Regions from separate parts of the Homo sapiens genome. Here region 1 is linked to region 2. Evidence: chromatin loops called from intact Hi-C (ENCODE). Cell type or tissue: B cell. All regions are shown on one strand. Links, peaks and the distances in the headings refer to the core of each region. The heading gives the core; the rest is flanking DNA.

Evidence for each region. Peaks named below come from ENCODE experiments on the same cell type or tissue, not always from the same donor. Only the 100,000 strongest peaks of a DNase experiment are listed, where the experiment ranks them.
Region 1: it touches region 2 in a loop (23-fold over the local background); 1 of 110 quality-filtered maps calls a loop at or near these places.

Annotation. Positions count from the first base shown.
Region 1 is chr10:1,453,214-1,456,015 of GRCh38, forward strand. All of the region lies in intron 1 of ADARB2 (adenosine deaminase RNA specific B2 (inactive)), which reads right to left. Among named protein-coding and RNA genes, the nearest start is that of ADARB2-AS1, 72 kb to the right of the region's middle. In B cell, for the core only: no CTCF peak of the experiment used is centred there; a DNase peak (open chromatin) is centred at 1,438; H3K4me3 peaks cover 780 bases; H3K27ac peaks cover 1,441 bases.
Region 2 is chr10:1,576,278-1,579,079 of GRCh38, forward strand. The region is part of intron 1 of ADARB2 (adenosine deaminase RNA specific B2 (inactive)); the gene reads right to left. Among named protein-coding and RNA genes, the nearest start is that of ADARB2-AS1, 51 kb to the left of the region's middle. In B cell, for the core only: no CTCF peak of the experiment used is centred there; a DNase peak (open chromatin) is centred at 1,294.

The DNA.
Region 1 (2,802 bases), core at 116-2,615, 120 kb before region 2:
ATCATGGGCTTTTCCCTTTGCTGATTGTGCCCTTTGATGCTCAAGACATTTTTAATGTGATGACGTTCAATTTCTTTCTGCCTTTTGTTTCTTGAGCTTTTGGTGTCACATCCGAGAAATTCATTTGCCAAATCCAATGTCATGACGCTTCCCCTATGTTTTCTTCTAAGAAGGTTTTAGCTCTTACATTTAGATCTTTGATCCATGTTGAATTGATTTTTGTATATGGTGTAATGTAAGGGTTTAACGTCATTCCTTTGGATGTGAATATCCAGGTTTCTTAGCACTGTTTCTTGAGAACACTGTCCTCTCTCCACTGAATGGTCTCGGTACCCTTTTCGAAAAGGCAACCCACAGAATGGGAGAAAATACTTGCAAATCATAGATCTGATACGAATTGGTTTCTAGACAATATTAAAAATTCCTACTACTGAACACACACACAAAACAAAGAATCTAATTAAAAAATAGGCACAAGACTTGAACAGACGTTTCTCCAAAGAAGGTAAACAAACAGCCAGTACGCACACGGAAAGAAGCTCAACGTCACTAATCATTAGGGAAATGCAAACCAAAACTGCGAGTTACCGCCTCATACCCACTGGAATGGCTACTGCAAGGGTTAGTGAGAATGTGGGAAAAAATGGAACGCTGTGCACTGATGGTGGGAATGTAAGATGGTGCAGCTGCTCTAGAAAATGGTGTGGCTATTTTCAGAAAATTAAAAATAAAATTGCCATATAGTCAAGCAATTCTTCTAGTTATATAGTGTATTGGTCTGCTCTCATGCTGCTAATAAAGACATACTTGAGACTGGGTAATTTATAAAGGAAAGAGGTTTAATGGACTCACAGTTCCACATGGCTTGGGAGGCCTCACAGTCATGGCAGAAGGGGAATGAGGAGCAAAGTCACATCTTACATGGCGGCAGGTAGGAGAGCGTGTGCAGGGGAACTGCCCTTTATTAAACCATCAGATCTCGTGAGATATTTTCACTGTCATGAGAACAGCATGGGAAAGACCCACCCCCATGATTCAGTTACCTCCCACTGGGTTGCTCCTATGACACTGGGAATTGTGGGAGCTACAATTCAAGATGAGATTTGGGTGGGAACACAGAGCCAAACCATATCATAGACCCAACGAAATTGAAAGCAGGGACTTGAAGAGAATTTATACATCCATATTAATGGCAGCACAATTTATGATGGGCAAAATTTGGAAGCATCTATCCATTGACAGATGAATGTGCAAAGAAAATGTGGAATATCTACTATTCAGCTGAAAAAGGAAGAACATTCTGACACATGTTACAACATGGATGAACCCTAGGGACCATCTACAATGGAAACTAAGCCAGTCACAAAAGGACAAACAATGAACAATGTCACCTGCATGAGGTCCCTAGAGTCCTCACACCCACAGAGACAGGAAGCAGAGGGTGGTTGCTGGGGCCGGGGAGGGTAACGGGCTTAATGTTTCGTGGAGACAGTTTCAGTTCTGGAAGATGAAACTTTCTGTAGACGGATGGTGGTGATTGCTCACGACTGTGTGAATGTACTTAGTGCCACCGACCTATACACTCAAAAGTGGATCAGAGGGTACATTTTGTGTTATGTATATTTTACCATAATTTAAAAAAAGAACAGAAAAAAGAAGACCCTTGCTGAGCTTTACAAGCAACTCAGTCTTGTCTTCAAATATTCTTCATGAATTGAGATGGTGCCAGGTTGCTGTTTAATACCAACAAGCGACAGAGGAAATTCTAAATAAGTTTAGTCACGTTGTAGAAATTTGCTTACGAAACACGAGACTGGAATCAAACTCCTTTAGGGCTTTTCCCCCTCAGTGGAAAGAGTGGATACCTTGTCACTGAACAACGTGATTTTCCCAGGTACAGTTTATTTACAGGCAAAGCCACATCCTGCTTACACTTATGAATAGTTGGCAGCTGGCTTTAGTGAGGATGGATTGCAGGTGAGAGGAGGAACTTTGTTAAGGACCAGATGCTTCCCTGTTCTTTTGCCAGGTGCAAATCAAGCGCCACCTGGAAGAAATGTAATCATTTGAAATGTCTTTAAAAATAGTCACTCTCTGAATTTAAAATGTTAATTTAAAACAATTATGATGAGCAAAATAATTAGGAAATACAGACTTCCTAAGTTAGGGAGCCAGGCTATTCAGACTATGATGATATTGAATTACTTATGTATCATGGATGAAGCAGCTAGATCTAAATGAACAAAAATAAAAAAAAAGAGAAAACAGAAGATTAAAAAGATTAAAAAGAAAACAATTTGATGTGTCTTTATGGAAAGTTAAGCTCTGGCCAGAGCTAAGTTGGAGGTATTGCTGTTTCTTTCTCTAAAAAAGTTTAATGTGTTCGATCCAGTTTTTTCATAGCATTAGAAAAACTCTTTTTGGGATTGTTACTTTTTTAAAAATTAATATTCTTACTACTACTATATTTGAGGGAACTGAGCCATTTACGATTGTCAATTTCCAAATTTCTTCATGGATACAGATTCATTTCTGATTCATTGAACTGCAAACTTATTTTTTATAGGGAAGAACTGACCAAAAGCAAGCGATTTTTATATCTAGAAACTATTCCCCCCTTCTGTCTATTTCTCACCTATCACCACACAAATACGTCTTCCATGAACGCAAGCAAAATAACAAATAATATTAAACAAAAGGGATTCGTTTTTCTTTAATGTATGTCACTTAAAGGATTGTACTAGTTCAGAACTTGGCGAACTCATGCATAGAAGAGTGGTTGAAAAGTTTCACTTATAATAG
Region 2 (2,802 bases), core at 215-2,714:
GAGGGGGCTCAGGATCACTGGAGGGGCTCAGGGTCACAGGATGGGTCTCAGGGTCACAGGATGGGTCTCAGGGTCACAGGAAGTGGCTTAGGGTCACAGGAGGGGGCTCAGAGTCACAGGAGGGGGCTCAGGATCACTGGAGGGGCTCAGGGGCCATTGCAGGAGGGCTCTCCCTGCTGGACTTCCTGCAAATACGGTAGCAGCAGTTCATGCTATGGTTCTGTGGTGCTGGCAGGAGCCGAGAGGACTGAGGGTCCCGTGAACTGCAGGTGGGACCCCAGGGATAAGCAGTGCTAGGTCTGTGTCTCCATCCAGCGATCTTCGGTCTCAAGTGGGTGAGGGGCACTGTGCAACCCCCGTTTGGAGACAGGTGATCATCAGTCTGTAGTGAGCGGAGGGGCGCTGTGCACCCTCCAGTTGGAGATGGAGCAGCTGTGTTTCCTGAAGCTTTGAGCCCTGAAACCCACATCCCCAGGGTCTCTCAAGGAAAGGCCCTTGGGGACAATGGCTGCAAAACACATTGAAGGTGGAGGATGAGGAGGGGCGTGTGGACTTCGTCAAGTGCGATTCAGTCTGCTGTGTGGCCCTGGGGCAGCAGCTGCTTGCCCTCTCCAAGCCTCAGTTCCCCTTCTGGTCTTGGAGGCAGTGAGGTGTCTCCAAGGGGCTGGGGCTGGGTGACAGCGGGCCTCAGGCTCTGGGTAGGTTGCTGGCCCGGGGAGGCTCAGCAGGTGCAGTGGTTGCTGTCCCCTTGGGTTCCCATGGCTGATTGAACAGATTCAGTGCAGTTCTCACGAAGGACCCTCCAACTTTCTCCACCTTGTAGAGCCCTAGGCCTGGGGTGGCTCAGACACAGCAAGGAAAGAAGCCCAGGTGCGCTCTGGTGTAAGGCCATCCAGAAGCTGCAGTGATACCCTCATGCACACAGGTGGTGGGTGGAAAGAAGCTCAGGTGCATCCTGGTGCAAAGCTGTCCCGGAAACTGCAGTAATACCCTCATGCACACAGAAGGTGGATGGAAAGAAGCTCAGGTGCATCCTGGTGTAAGGCCATCCAGAAGCTGCAGTGATACCCTCATGCACACAGGAGGTGGATGGAAAGAAGCTCAGGTGCATCCTGGTGTAAGGCCATCCAGAAGCTGCAGTGATACCCTCATGCACACAGAAGGTGGATGTTGTTTATTGAAATTAGAATCTGATCAGGTCTCCTTTATTTGGTCTGGTGACTCTATCCAAAAGCAGTGGGGCTTGTCCCCAGACTAGCACTGACGTCATTGAGACCAGGGCCTCCGACCAGGGCTGGCAGCTGTGAACGTGCCAGGCTGTACGAAGGCCTTGTGGCTGTGGCTGGTGAGGGTGGTGCCCAGGGGACGGTGGGAAAGGACGGTGGGTGGAGCGAATGTGCAGCCCCACCATCCCTGCCGCACACGACACACAGGGAGCAGCCCAATGTGCTGCATGTGAGCTGTGTCCCCCAAAGTCCCATGCTGAAGCCCTAACCCCCAGGACATCAGACGGTGACTGTATTTGGAGATCGGGATCTTCAAACAGGTAATTAAGATAAAATGAGATCATTAGGATGGGCACAAATCCGATCTGCCTGGTGTCCTTATAAAAAGAGGAGATGAGGACACAGACACAACCAGAGGGACAACCCTGTGAGGACACAGGGAGAAGACAGTGGCTGCAAGCCATGAAGAGAAGCCTTAGGCAGAGCCAGCCCTGTGGACACGCTGATCTCAGACTCCAGCCTCCAGGACTGTGGAAGCAGGAAAGTCAGTTGCTCCAGCCACCCCATCTGCGGGGCTTCTTTCAGCAGACCCAGCAAAGCAAGGCGGTGTGTGCTGTATATCATTTATACCTCTTCACCACCCCATAGGATGGAAATTTGAACGAGGTGAACTTAAGGGGTTCCCAGCACTTCCCGCAGCGGAACAGATGGCACGTGCAGAGGCAGGAGGGCCAGGCAGCAAAAAAGAGCAGGTGACAAAGCATGAAGTCACACTCATCCCTGTTTTGAATACACATTTAAAAATATTGCGTTACTAAAATTTTCTTATTTTTCTTTAATGAGTTCATGTTAATTGTGACATTTTTAAATTAAAAATATAAACAACTTAGTTTCATTTTATCACTGCAAGCGACTTTGAAACCTGCGTGAGGCTTTATTTCTAGGACAGACTTGAGCTTGAACAAGTCACTGGCAGTAGTGAGCTGGGAGCTGTGCTGGTGCAAAGGCAGCCCCGCCTGTGAGTGCTCGGCTTCCTGGGGCCCTTGGCGTGGGTCTGGAGGCTCCCCTGGCAGCCGTGGGTGCTGTCGGGCCGGGTACCCAAATCCTTGGCTGAACCACTGTTCTCCATGAGCTCACACTGTGTACCATGTTACCCCAAACACACACACACACAGAGAGAAGTGTGTGCACACACATGCTCATGCACACTCACACAGACTCAGGCACACATTCACGCCGCACACAGGTACCTATGTTTATACACACAGGTACTCGTTTACAGACATGTCCCCCCCATATATGCACACACACGCATATACACACACCTACAAACACCACCAGCACCCACAGGCCCACACTCATGCATTCTCCCTGGGGCCCTGGGAGAGCTTCCCCATGCGCCTGGTGAGGCTGGGCGCTGGGGTCTGGGGTGGGACACAGAGGAAGGATGCCGCAGCCAGGGGCAGAGGTGGGCAGGGACCAGCAAGCCTGGCCCATCAGGGCAGGAGGCAGGTGGATAGCGAGCGGGATGGATCAGGATACCACGAGGTGGGAGAGCCCCAGGTGCCCACACTGC